2 separate regions of the Homo sapiens genome follow, and region 2 is linked to region 1. A link is a contact called in ENCODE Hi-C data. All regions are on one chromosome and are shown on one strand. The core of a region is the stretch at or near the end of the contact, and the rest is flanking DNA. Distances in the headings are between cores, read along the strand shown. Region 1 overlaps THRB (thyroid hormone receptor beta). Region 2 overlaps THRB (thyroid hormone receptor beta).

Evidence for each region. Hi-C counts contacts between places; a loop is a spot of excess contacts on that map. Pooled maps may share reads with other maps.
Region 2: a map of gastrocnemius medialis shows a loop between it and region 1 (2.6-fold over the local background). The contact joins two enhancer-like sites. A Hi-C loop is called at or near these places in 5 of 168 maps with a recorded cell type or tissue (PC-9, gastrocnemius medialis, prostate gland and 2 more) and 1 of 50 pooled maps.

The regions. Positions count from the first base shown.
Region 1 is chr3:24,293,620-24,301,366 of GRCh38, reverse strand. THRB (thyroid hormone receptor beta) reads left to right here. Exons shown (of 11, transcript NM_001354712.2): 3 at 3,996-4,141. Among named protein-coding and RNA genes, the nearest start is that of THRB-AS2, 150 kb to the right of the region's middle. Within about 2 kb of position 1,251, at least 6 of the 41 ENCODE cell types and tissues checked have a DNase peak (open chromatin) inside an H3K27ac peak, as active enhancers do; they include gastrocnemius medialis, where a contact is called at or near this core.
Region 2 is chr3:24,372,129-24,379,091 of GRCh38, reverse strand. The region is part of intron 1 of THRB (thyroid hormone receptor beta); the gene reads left to right. Among named protein-coding and RNA genes, the nearest start is that of THRB-AS1, 120 kb to the left of the region's middle. Within about 2 kb of position 1,796, at least 6 of the 41 ENCODE cell types and tissues checked have a DNase peak (open chromatin) inside an H3K27ac peak, as active enhancers do; they include gastrocnemius medialis, where a contact is called at or near this core.

The sequences.
Region 1 (7,747 bases), core at 2-2,501:
TAAAACCACATGAAAATACGCTCAACCTCAGAAGTTTTCAGACAAACACAAAAGTTTATGGTAACAATGAGTATATTTAGTTTCCTAGGGCTGCAGTAACAAATTACATGAGCTTGGTGGTTTAAAACAACAGGAATATATGCTCACAGTTCTGGGGAGAAGAAGTTTGAAATCAAGGTGTTGACAGGGCCACACTCCCTCTGAAGGCTCTAGGAGTGAATCCCTCCCTATCTCTTCCAGAGTCTGGTGGCTCCTGGTGTTCCTTGATTTATGAATGTGTAATTCCAGTCTCTGCCTCCATCTTTACCTGGCCCTCACCGCTTCTCCCTGTGTCTCCCCTCTGTGTGTCTCTTATAAGGACACTTGTCATTCAATTTAGGGCCAGCCAGATAAGCCAGGATAATTTCATGTAGAGATCCTTAATTATATCTGCAAAGACTCCCTTTCCAAATTAGGTCATATTCATAGTTTTGGGGGATTACCACATGGACATATGTTTTGGGGGTCCACCATTCAGTCACTACAATGAGATACCCCTCCCATCAAATTAGTAAAATTTTAACTTTTTTCATTGACATATACAAGCTTGTAATATATTCCAAATACAAATCTACCAAATATATGTATTACAGATTTAAAAAATAATTAGCAAATATTTCAAAGGAGCGATAATATCCACCACTGCAGTTAGATGAAGAGATGGGGGGAGTCTAATACATTCCTGTGGTCTTTGAACTTTTGAAAAGCAATCTGGCAAACTCTATTAATAAAAAACACAGGGAGATATCATATATGACCCAGCTTTTGGAAGCTAGCCCATAAAAATAAAAGCATTGATATGCAAGATTCTGTGTACAGGAATTTTATTGCATCATTGTTGTAGGGAGGGAAAGAAGAATCTGGAAACCAAGCGAATGCCCAGAAATTGGGGAATAGTTGGGAAATAAATGTGGTGCACGTGTATCATGGATATTATATACTGTATGCATAGAGATTCGAGAACTACATGGATGGATGAGTATTAGGTTTTATCATGGCCAGAGTGGTTGGTAGATCATGCAAGAATCCATGTTTGAGGGTTTAAGTGAAAAAAATTCCTTTCTTTTGAGTCGCAACACCTGGAATAGTGTATCAACTTTGTCCTTAATTCCTGGTGTAACTGAGCAAAGTCACGTGTAACCAGCCACCCTGGGTCTCTGGTTGCTCAGCCTCAGGTGAGGAGGTGGCACTGCCTGTGAGTATATGCTAAATTCCAGGAGTAGCAAAGTGTTCTGCCCTCCCTCAGGCATAGGGAAAATATTGTTTTGTGTTGGCTGGACAGATCTAGAGATGTAATCGGTGGCTTTTGAAGAGTCATTGCTGAGTAAGTGAGAAAAATTTTATGCCATTTAGTCTAGGAATTGAGAGTCAGTGTTGGGATGTGCAACTCAAAGCTGTCCTGCTCCTCTTTCCTGTAATTCCCCTGGAGTATTTTCAGCAATAGGAACACACTGAAAAAGTACACTGCTTCCTCCTCCAGAGAAAACCACATGCATTTAAAGGTATAAACTCTGGTATGTTTGCTAAAAAAAAAAAAATAAATAAATAAATAAATAAAAAAGCATACTTCCCCAGAAGCCTCAAGGCTTCCTGGAATTTCTGTTAAGAATTCAGATGTACTGATGATAAATTTCTAAATACCACAATTTCAGCCAATTCTGTTAACAAATAGGAAAAAAAAAGAAAGTTTTTATGACCACAGAAACTGTTTTAAAAAATTGTGGGGGAAATGCAGTTACACTTGGTAATCTGTGAAAAACAGAGATCAGATAGAGTTCTTGATCTTTTCAAATTTTTTGCATATTGTATAGGATACAGCATCGGGTCTGTACCAACTACAGGACACTTACAAATAAGTTATTCACATTAAATTTCTTGAAAAGCATCCAAAGATCAAGTTACTCATTCTCCTTCCCCCAGGCAAGGCTGGAGAACTACACAGCCCAGGCTCTTTAAGGTCTTTCTTATTTTTAAAGAACTCTTAGTTATAATGCATGATTCTTAGTTTCCTCTACATTTTTATTTTATTCTACAGTGAACCTGAATTACTTTTCTTTTTTTTTTTTTTTTTTTTTTTTATGAGACTGAGTCTCACTCGGTCGCCCAGGCTGGAGTGCAGTGGCACTATCTCGGCTCACTGCAAGATCAGCCTCCCGGGTTCACGCCATTCTCCTGCCTCAGCCTCCCGAGTAGCTGGGACTACAGGCGCCCGCCACCACGCCCAGCTAATTTTTTTGTATTTTTAGTAGAGACGGGGTTTCACTGTGTTAGCCAGGATGGTCTCGATCTCCTGACCTCGTGATCCGCCCGCCTGGGCCTCCCAAAGTGCTGGGATTACAGGCATGAGCCACCGCGCCCGGCCTGAATTACTTTTCTAAGCAGAAAAAAAAATATTAACTTAAAAAACTTATCTATGTGATTTGAGAACTATAGTTCATAAAGTATTTTGGAATGAATTTTTAAAAAACAATCAAATGAGTCACAATCCATAATCATGTCTAGAGACCCTTTTTCATGCTGATTTCTTACAGGAGGTTACAAAGGTGAGAGACGGTGTGCATGCAGCAATGGAGGGAAAGGCCTTCCATGTAAGAGGAACATGAGGCCAAATCTTGGCAATTCACTTCCTCCCTAAGGCTCTATTTTTCCATCTGTTAAGTAGAGATGACGATAATTCTTATCTGTACAGAGTTGTTACAAGGCTTAGGGTAAAAAGTATTTGAAAATTGTACCCAGTAACTAACAATCTATGAAAATCAGAGACGGTATTTCTTCCTGGCCTCGTTTTCTTCTTCCTTGTTTAAAATAATCATAAACAAATGCAATACAAGATGTGTTAGGCCATTTGTCCTCAAAATACTATTGGCCTCTTAATTATATCTGAATAATTATTTGCATGAAATTAAGTCAACTTTACTGCAATTGTACCGAATTGGAACAAATAAAACTTCAGGTGGGAGAAATGTTAGAATCAGGTTTGTGGTTCCCATGGGGCGTGGATAGTACCTAGAAGGGAGGGATTGTAGGGGACTGGTAAGCTTCAGATTTTTGATCTGGGTGCCAGTGACACAATTTGTGATCCTTTCTCAAGGCACTCACTTTCAATCTCTGCATGTGTCTATTTTTAAGTATGTGACACTTTAATAAAAAGTTGAAACCAAAATAAATAAATAAATATCCTCTATGTAGTCTTTAACGGACCTATTTTCATTTTCTCACATTTCATATGCACAACATTAAAGAAGAAATAGAAATTCGATGCTTTAGAACAAGGTTTTCAACTAAGGGCTGGAATCAAACTGACCTAAGAGTTTATTAGAAAGTAACATGAAAATCTGCCCCCCAGAGATGGTGATTGAGTAGATCTGGGGTGGGGCCTAGAAATATGTATTTTTTAAATTCAAAAGTTAGGAGCCACTGCTCTGAAGTCTAAAGCACGGGCCCTTACACGTGCTACAAGTTGGAATCACCTGAGGCATTTAAAATGCATTATGGGCTGGGTCCAAACCCACAGCTTCTGATTTAATTGGTCTGGGATGTGTGACCCGAGCATCCAGGTTTTTTAAAGCTCCCAGGTGATTATAATGTGCAGCATCAAGTGTGGAACAGCTCTCTAAAACAGAGGGAAGGAGTTTGGAAGTCTGTTGTAGCTACTTAACAGCAGGCGAGAACAGTGAGGGAACCTCACATCATTTAACTGCCTCAAGACGAAGCCGCCAGCATCCCACCATTTCCCTGGCCTGTGGATGCCACGTAAGGCAAGTGCTTACTATATGTTTCTGTAATGAGTATGCATTTGTTTATAGGGCCTTCATAACTCGTCTGGGTCATCACCATCTTTTTAGCCTGTAAATTTCTAAATGGCAGGGGCAAGGACAGGAGAACTGCTTTGTAAAAGCAACTAAGTGCTACAATGAAATAGATGATCACAATAATGCAGAAATTCCTTTCTGCAGCTCGCCAGAGAGGCAAACTCCAGCATTTTATATTTCATCTGCCCCCAGTGACTTCACTGTAGGAAGAGGAAATGCAGAAAAACAAACGTCTTGAAGACTGAAAGCCTGTTATTCAAAGAGGTTAGCAGTAGACTGTTGGAAGTAAGGTATGTATTCCAAGATTCAGTCTGTGTGGTGATAAGAAATGGTTGTTTTGATGGAAAAATTTATGCTTCCTATTACTCACTCATCACTTACACTTCTTATTAATTCATTGTCTCCTTTCTAACCCATGGATACTACCTGGCATTCAGTGCCTTCAAAAGATGTCTTCCCTCAGATATGCCTTGTGATTTCTCATACTATACGGGTAGAGTTAAATGGGGTTAGAAGTACTAGGGCCACTCATTGTTTATGAAGGAAGTGAAAGTTGCTCCTTGAAATCAACAAAGATTCAGAACCCAAAGTTTGAATCATTTTACCTATTTGAGAAATCACCTTGCTAAAGGGCTCTTCGGCAGGAAGTCACAAAATCAGTACTCAGTTCTTGCTGAGTTCCCTGAAACTCAAACCTAAAGTGTGTGGATAGCCCTATTTAACTGACATCCCTTAAGGAGCCATGCTCCTCTGCCAGGAACATCCTCCCCCTCCTTGGTGCTGGAGTTAACTCCTGATCACCCTCCACAGGATACCTCCTTTATGCTCTCCCGGCTCACCAGAAAGGAGGACAGGGCTTGCTCTGTTCTCTGTACTCTTACAGCACTTTTGTTCCTGTACTGGTCATAGGATGTGTCACAGTGTGTTATAAATATTTATCTTCTGGTCAGGCTCTTCTGTTAGACCTAGGCTTTTATTACTGGAGGGAAACTTACTCATATTCTCAGCCTCTGAACTCAGTCCTGTGCCTTGGCACATAGTAGGGGTCACACCACGTAATTGCAGTAGACGGTGTTTGCAAAAGAATTGCCCGTCCTAACAATGTGGCCATATTTATTAGCAGGAGCTTTGGGAAGTCAAGCTTCTAACCGAAGCCGACATTATCCTAAAATAGGAAGCCACATCAACGCTGCCTTTTGACTCAATAAATGTCAGATCTTATTCCATCCAAATAACTCTTGACTCTCCAACTGAGCTCTAATGGAAGATCAAAGAGCCTCTGAGAGCTGGTCCTTTTCTCCATTTCAAGAAGTGGGTTAATGCTTATAGTTAATTCTAAGCTCTTGACTCTAGGCTGGAATGGCAATAAAGGCATATCTGACCTTTAATTCTAAGTAAAATAAAAAGACTGGAGAGTTGTTACAGAGGCAAATGTAGGAAAGAGAAAACTAAGTGGAAATTTGGGGTAGGAGGAGCAAATAATCTTTAGATCAGAAGGACCTAGATCACCTATCTGTGCTGTCCATTACTGCAGCCACTAGCCAAAGGTGGTTAAATGTAAATTAATAAAATTAAATAAAATTAAATGGTTGGTAGCCACACAGGGCTAATGGCTCCCATATTGGAAAGTGCAGATGTAGAGCATTGACATTATCACAGAAAGTTCTATTGGACAGTGCTTGATAAATTCCATCGCTTTACAGATAGGGAACCTGACAGCTGGAGAAGTTCAGTGACTGACCCAAGGATTCATACATAGTTGGCCTAGACCTGAGACCCAAGCCTCAGGAACCCCAAGCTGGCCTCATTAACACTCTGTGATACGGGGTTTTCCTAAGCCAAAGAAAATGAAGAGGGCTAACAAGTTTCAATTGAATTCAAAAGTGCAGAGTAGCCATTAAGTAGTGTTATACAGGCAAACTTACTGAAATAAAATTTGCAAGCAAAAAACTCCTGGCACAATAATTGTCTTAAGTGGAAAACTTAACTTCTGAACAAAAACTTGTCTTTGTACTTAAGTCAAAACACTAAGTTATGTCACAGTAAAAAGTACCATTCAATCACTCAATTTAATGTCAGGTGAAGCAGTTGCATACTAATCAATAACCTCAGATGCACACATTTGTGCCTATTTAAATGCCTGCCCTAGTAATCCTATACTGTATTATTGTGTAGTAAAATAGTCCCCAAAGAAAAATGTACCTTCTTGCATCTTCGAAGTATACATGCATGTGGTTAGGGCTATCACTTACCATCTTTAGATATTAATTACTTGGCTTTTCCAAATGTTGTGAAATGTTTTTTCATATTTCTATCTTGAGCTAGTTTCGATAATACAATGCTGTGCCTATGTTTGACCTCCTATAAAGAATATCAGCCCCCGTTATATATTTAAATCTGGTTTCCAGGTGGTGAGTTTTCAGACCTAGGACAGCATTTAAAATATAATTGTGTGAGGAATTTGAGTTGGTATCATAGTTACAGGGACATTTTTGGACATAGTATTTCAGAAAGCTAACATGGATTTTATTGAATTCACAGGTGATTTCTTACATTTCAGTGAAGACATCTCTATCCTGTTTGTTTTAGCACCTTGGATGATTGTGCTGAGAGCCAGTGTATTATTAGAAAGCAGCATGCTGCTAGCATTAAGGGAAAGTTTCCTTGCTAGTCCCTAGAGTCAAACAAATAAGATTTGTGTCATTTGACTTGAAATACAGAATTCTAGACCCAAAATGACTTAATGGAGTTCCTTCACAAAGCAGGAACTCCAAGGTAGTGGGTTTAATTTAGTTAATTGGGTGGCATGACAGGTCATCAAGGTGCCCTCCATCTTGTTGCCCTACTATTGTCTCCGTGTTGCCTTTTGTTCCCAGGCTGTCCGCTCAGAGTCACCTCTCTAGGCAGCATATGTTCACACAGCCACATCCAAAGACCAAAAGAGAAGCAGTGTCTTGTCACATGTGTCTTCATTACAGGAAGGAAAATATCTCTTCCAGAAACCCTCCTCATACTACCTCTAGCAAACTGCCTCTTACATCTAATTGCCCAGAATTGGGTCATGGGCTCATACCTTAGCATTAAGGGAGGTTGGGTGAGTCAGTTACTCAATAATGTGTAACAAATCACTCTAAAACTTAGTGGCTTTAAACAACTATTTTTTACCTCTCATGATTCTTCAGTCTGGGCTGGGCTCAGCAATGTGGTATTTCTGCTTCACATGGCATCTGCTGGAGCTACAACATCCAGGATGTCCTGGGGGTTGGCCAGGCATCTAACTTTCTTCACGTGGTCTCTCCGTTTAGCTAGCTTGGGCTTCCTCACAGCATGGCTGCCTCAGGATGGTCTGACTGTTTACATGGTAGCTGGTTTCCAAAAGAGTATAAAAGTGGAAACTACAAAACCTCTTAAAACATAGTCTCAAGCCACACAGTGTCACTTATGCACTCTGTTGATCAAAGCAAGCCGCAGGGTCAGCTCAATTGAGAAGGAGTCCACTTCTCTTGATGAAAGGAATGGCAAAGTCACATTGCCAGAGACATGCAGGGTGGCAGTGATTATTGCAGCCATTTGTGGAAACAATCTACCACACTGGAAATCCAAGTACCAGGCATTTTCAGACTCTGAAGGAAAACAAGATGGTTGGTAAGAAAGAGTCTGAGTAGGGTGGGTAATTAACAGTGAGTCTAAACTAAACTTGATGCTGCAGCCGCCACAATGGCATCTGCTTTGCCGCACTGATCACAACCTGGACACAGCCTATTTTAGTTAAGCCTCCCTACCCTAGATGGCCTTTGGGAATGTAATCAGGCCATGCTCAGGAAATTATACCCTATACCCAAATTCCATTTGAATGAACTGAATTCATCTGGCCTCATTTTATTGAAAGTTTTAGT
Region 2 (6,963 bases), core at 547-3,046, 77 kb before region 1:
TCTTTGAAATTAGGCAGGGCTGTGCGACTCTCATCTAATAAAGTGGGAAAAATATGAATAACTTCCTCATTGAGTTGCTATAAGGGTTAAATGAGATGATGATTATAAAATGCTTTCAAATGGTGCTGGCATTTTTTTAAAAACTGGAAAAGTATGTACCTAATTGTTAAGACAGTTATATTTGAGTTGCTGGATTTTGGAATATTTTGTTTTCTTTATGCTTATATATATTTCTAGATTTCTCCCTAATATTCTTTATCAAAAGATACATGAGAATAAAATTGATAGAGTAAAATTTTTATTAATAAAGTTAGTTTCCTAGAATAGTATTTATGAATAGAAAATAATTCATACATGTTTATTAATGAGCTTTTTAGTTGGAAATTCTCAGTTCATATATTTCCTGTCTGTGGCATCTCCCATGTGTCTCCCTGAAGCCTTTCTCAACTGCTCCCCTTCTAAAGAGGAAAGGCTCAATGGCCTATATACACCCAACCTTGAGCACCGTCATGGCAGGAAACAGATAACAGTGTTTTTATAGGTCACTAGGATTTATCTTTATTCATATTTCCATTTCTCACTTCTAAGAACTAGCCTTTCCATGATCACCGTGATCACAAGGCTAAGAGATAGGTAACATAGTCTCTTTGCAAATACAGTAGGAATATCCCACTGAGCATGTTTTCATTAAGACAAATCAGTAAATACCATTAGATTTAAAGGATTAGATTTATTAGCGTTTCTGGTGATCCTAACAAGTGCAGAGATGATGAGCAAATATAATTTTACTACATTTATCCAAATACCTGCACAAACAATCTTTTCTTATTTTTATTTGTCATATCAATCTTAAATAATCATGAGTAATTTTACACATTAGAAAGTGGGAACTGGAAAAGTGTGATTTTTTTTCTAAACCTTTAAGAGACAGCTGGGCTGAGAGAAAACAATAATGCCCCTGCCTGATTCAGTTTCTGCCTCACTCACAGTGAATTTCTCAGGAGCCCAAATTACTGGAGGATAAAATTGGTCTAATTCAACCTTGCAAACAAAAGGAGAAAAATTGGTCAAAGAATCAGCAAATTGGGACATTGAGAGGCTATATGAGCTTTTTCTTTAAGCTTTGCCACTGGATTCCTGTATCTCTCATTTTACACCTTTTCTTTGTTGCCTTGAATAAGTCACTTTTGTAAATTACCATTAAACCTGTTATCTAGCTGACTGTGGAAAGTCCCTTATTTCATAGACTCATGGAATTTTGCCACTAGAAAGAGCCCTAGAAGGTCTCTCTTCTCAGTGTACAGGGAGGAGGAGGGAAGGTAAGAGATTGGCCCAAGACACAGCTTTTTAACAAGGAGCCAGGACTATCAATTTTCAGCTATCAAATGTTGACTCTCTCACTAGAAAGTTACATTGTGGGTCACAGTGTAGCATGTGTGCTAACTTGAGCATCTAAGGCTCTATCAGAACTATTGTTGTTAATAATCCAGAACTAAAACACTTCTGAATTTCACCATATCAGGTTTGCAAAATCCTTTTGACAGAGCTAAATCCAAGGGCACAAATGAAATCACCACAGCCACATCTCTATTTCCCCATCCCTAGAACAGACTCACTTCCTGTAGCACACATAATGCCATCAGCCCCTCACCCTTACATCACTTAGCTTGAATGACAACATTTTTATAGACCTATGCCAAAGAGGACAGTCACTGGCCCAACTTGGGTCATGTGCCCCTCCCTGTGTCCAAGAAATAGGACATCCTATTTCCTTTGGTCACTTGGCCACTAGTAAGAATGGGCCCTGGCTGAACCAAATGGAATGTGCTCCCTGGGGGACAGAAAGATTCTCTTGCTATGAATTTGTGTTCTTAAAAGTAGGAGACAGGGAGGCCGAGGCAGGAGGATCACTTGAGCCCAGGAGATCAAAACCAGCCTGGGCAACAAAGTAAGACCCATCTCTACAAAAATTAAAATAAAAAATAAATTAGCAAAGTGTGGTGGTGTACACCTATGGTCCCAGCTACCTGGGAGGCTGAGGGGAGAGGATTGCTTGAGTCTAGGAGGCCAAAGCTACAGTGAGCCGCCATCATGCCACTGCACTGTAGCCTAAGTGACAGAGTGAGACCCTGTCTCAAAAAGAAAAAAAAGTATGAGACAGATATTTTGGGCAGGCAGAAACAGCAGCTATTCACTTTAGATGTCAGCCAGATCACATATGTAGTAATTTTTTATTTTATGGTGGACACTGTAGTGTAACAATGTTAAAACTTTAGATGTCATTGTCTTCCTTTAAAGAGTAATGAGTTTTGTTCTGGCAGGCATTTAATTTTCTGGCAGATCAGCTGGAAATAGTGGAGGCCTGGTTTTAGATTCTCTTAGGGCAAATCTAGAGTGATCTTTATTTTAGGATTAGAGTAGTCCTTCTAAGGCATTGCCTTTTTTTGGAGTCTCAGCTGAATCTTGAGAGTGTTCAGCAACGTCTCTTTTCCTTGGCTGGTTGGAACTCCAACATCTGACCTTTTGTAGCCCTCAAACACCCTTTTCTGCTCACAGAATAGCTGTTTGGGGTAGGTCTCACATATGATTTTCTTAATATTTGTCTAAAGGCTCAAGAAACCCCCTATACATGTTTCTAGAGTTCTTTTCTTGTGCAGCTTCCTCTCTAATACTTTGCTCCACAAATTCCTACCATATCTGCCACCCAAAAATCAGGTCTCAGTTTTCTTCACCCAGCTGCTCTCTGGGTTCCACTTCCCCAGGTTGCAATTTGAAAAGTGCCCCAAGGCAAAAAGCCAAGGTAAACATAAAGCTTATCTCCTGTGTCTTCCTCCTCTCAAGGATCACAGCCGTGGACTGTTGTCTAGTGCCTAAAATTGTGGCTTCAAATATTTGTGTCCATGTTTATAGTTGTTTACGTCCCTTTCTCCATTATAGACACACTTAAAACCTTTTTTTTCAATATACTGCAACTGAAGCACACATAAATTTGATCACTCGCCAAGCTTGGCTCTATCTACAAAGCTACTTCATATTTACAGAAAGTTTTCTCAAATACTGAGGACAAGTTTTGGCCTCTAGAGGAGTTATAGGAGCTGATAACTTAATCTGGGGGTAAATCCTTTGTGAGAAATGAATAATTCAATCCTTTCCTAATTTGTCTATATTTCTGTAAATTATCTCCTTATTTTCTTTTAAATTGGGATATGGTCATCTGTTGAAACAATTTTGTAGAAGTAGGAAAAGAAAAAGACTTGGGATCAGAAGATCTGGATTCAAAAAAGAAAAGAAAAGAAAAGAAAATCAAATTCCAGCAGACCTCAATGTCCCTGGGCTTGAGGTTGCCTGTCTGTAAAGTGAGGTAAAAATAGCAACTTTTCAGGGCTGTGATGATGTTGAGAATATATTCCACTCTTGTTATTTTCTATCAGTAGTAGTCTGGGGGGGTCTAAGAAAATTTAGCTTTAAAGGACATTTTAGCATATTCCTTGAGTTAGTTTTTCTTTTATTCTGTATATCAATATAATTAGTAATATTTATTAATATTATATGTCTAACTAATATATTAATATTATATGTCTAACTATAATATATTAATATTATATGTCTAACTATAATATATTAATATTATATGTCTAACTATAATATATTAATATTATATGTCTAACTATAATATATTAATATTATATGTCTAACTATAATATATTAATATTATATGTCTAAATATAATATATTAATATTATATGTCTAAATATAATAATATATGTCTAAATATAATATATTAATATTATATTTCTAAACATTATATTAATAAAATGTTTGAACATGAAGTGTTTTGTTACAACAAAGCAGCCAAATCCAAAACTGTAATTTAAAAGATAGTGTATGCTGCTTTAAAACATGGCTCTTAGCACTTGGCTTTCTGTATAGAAGTTTGCATTCCATTTCTCTCTCTCTTTTTTTAAATCGTCAGTCATAAAACCTGAGCTTTTATAAAAGGAAAGTAACAGAATGAAAAAAAACTGTGCCAAAGAATTAGTGTATTTGAGTTTTGTGTCTCTAGTGTTTAACAGTTTTATAATCCAGGTTTATAACTTGTTGAGAACAATAGACTATTTTAAGCACATTTGCTTTGCTAAAGATTAACTTTTTACATGCCTGGTAAGTATGGTGAAATTTAAGCTTTGAGAGTAATAGAGAGGAATATTTTCCATCTCTGCCTGCATTTTTTAGTAAGGATTTTTCAGTAAGGCACTAACAGCTATTCTCAATGTGTTGCATTTATTAGCAACCAACATGATTCAAGCATTTTCTCTTAGTACACATCATCTTAAAAGACAGTGAAATGGGGAGGCCTTGATAAGCCCAAAACTAAATTTTAGCCTCACTTTATATCTTCATCAAAATCTAGAAAAATGCAAAATATTTAATAATCCTTATCCTAATAGATATTAGTTTTCCAACCTTGATTCCACAAATGCTTTAATTCATAGTCATTTTATATGGTTTGAATATTTTAAAGATATTTAATTGCATTTTAAATAATAGTATCAGCCCTGAAGTCTATTTATGTTAACAAGAAGTTATGTAACATTTTAGTCGTCTTTAAAACAACATTGTAAATACACGTACATAAGCAAACATATAGCTAAATGTTTTATACATAAATACAAACATTTAAATACTTTAAACCATAACAGTAATAGACAATATATATGTATTCTCTTCCTATGTATTTTTGCATTGTAGCTTCAGGATGAATATTTGTCTAAAAATATGTTCTTGAGTATAAGTCTGTCTTTATATGCTTATAATGTTGTCTCTGACAATATTTAGTACTTAATATTGGTTCTGAGTGGAGCCTACATTAATATAGCATAGTACAAACTAAATCTACACCACTTGGCTCAGTACATTCCCTGTACGTCTCTTTTCTACTGAAAATAATTGAATTATTTTGGCTACTTAAGACATTTTTCTTTGTTTTGATGAAAGAAAAATATCAGCTGAATTAAATTTAATGGAGTTTAATTCAGCAATGGACGATTCGTGAATTGGGCAGCCCCCAGAATCACACCAGATTCACAGAGACTCCAGCACAGCCATGTAGTGAAAGAAGATTTATAAACCAAAAAAAAAGGGAAATGATGTACAGAAATTGGAAGCGAGGTACAGAATGGCTGGATTGGTGATAGCTTAGCGTTTGCCTTATTTGAACACAGTTTGAACACTCAGCAGTGTATGAATGGTTGCAGTATGGCCACTGGTATTGGCCAAGACTTAGCGATTGTTACAGGCTCATACTCCTAAGTTAGGTTTTCAATCTGACTATTAAGCTAGGTTACAGTTCATCCACAAGGACTCAAGTATAGAAGTACGGAATCCTTCTCAGGCCATATTTAGTTGGCTTTAACAGTTTTTTCAGCCTTTCATGTGGAATGCAGTATGAAGTGGCTGCATATTTGTAGGTCTGAAAACCTGGTGCTTATTGTTATTCCCAGCCGCTTCATCTATTTTCATAGAGGGCTCATCGAGGTCTGTGTGGCCTATGATAGTGTCATGCCAGCAAGTGTGGGAAGAGTAGTTACCTTTGTGAACTTGTTCAGGCAGCCAGAAGTCATGGCTGGCCTCCAAGATGTCAGCTGAGGACCTGGAGTGTCTGCATGTTTGGGAAGTCATATGATAGAAAAATCTACATGGTACTGAAATACCCAGTGCCTTTCAGAAAGGATCAGACTGGGGTTAAAGGGCCTGCGTTGACTTCAGTTTGCATACACGTTCTTTATTTTCAGTGTGTTTGCACATACATTATCTCTCCAGATCGTGAGAAAAGAGCAGCCAGAGGCTCCTTCAGTTTATGAGAGCCAGTAACTCTCACCAAAGAGCTTTGTTTGAAAATTAACAATCTAGACTTTGGTCTTTGTTGGGGTTTTCTAACTTTTTTTTTAAGTTGTAGAACCCTCTTTCCAAATGAAATCTTAATCTGACTCCCAGTATGTAAAACAGTGGAATACAAAGGGTTTTAATTCACATTTGCTGGGGGACTCCAGAGTCTTGCCCACTTAGGCTGATCTCTTTCTATGTTGCTAGGCCCCTCGGCCCCTTGAGGCTCCATGGAGCATAGTCTAAAAACCACGACAAAAACAGGCTTTGTGGAATGTCTGTTGGCCCACAACATTCTCTCTTTTGATATTCTATATTGCTTCTCATAGGTGTTCTGAACTCTGCCACATTTTTCAGAAGTCTTTGTTTTTTATGGTGATAGACTAAGCATCCTGGTGCAGTAGGGAAGCATTCCAGTCTTGACTCCAGCTCTATGTACTGTGTGACATTGAGCATGTCATTTAATTTCCTGAGACATTGGACTCTCCTGTCTGTAAAATGGGGATGGTTAGAGAAGCATGGAAAAACCTGGAGACCTTTGGCTAGAAGATATTATGTGAATGGGATTGACTGAAATGAGCTGTTGATCTCCGACTCATCCCTATGTAAAGGAACAGCCCTGGATTACTTCAGGGCCACCTTCTCTAGTACACTTGATTGTAACCAGAGTAGGATGATCAAAACTTGAGCATGTCAATGGATGCAGAAGAAATGTCTCTGACTGATTTTCTTATAAGGGAACTCCATATTGTGCATGCTTATACACGTAAGGCATCCTCTCCAGGACATGGTGATAGATATGTGTTTAAATTAACATCATAAATACTTAATTTCATGGCATATAAAGAACACTGGGGTAGGGGTCGAAGGATAAGAGAGCCAGTTTTGTACATCTCATCCTAACTCTGCATGTGGTAACATCATGTTGGTAGCTTGAAATTAGCTGTGGTAGAATTACTATCACCTGAAAATCAGCAAATACTATAAATTGGGGTTTTGGGAGGGGGAGCACACCATTGTAGAATGATTTGAATTATACACCCAGTACTCCTACTCCTAAATATTTTAAGCCTCAGTGTT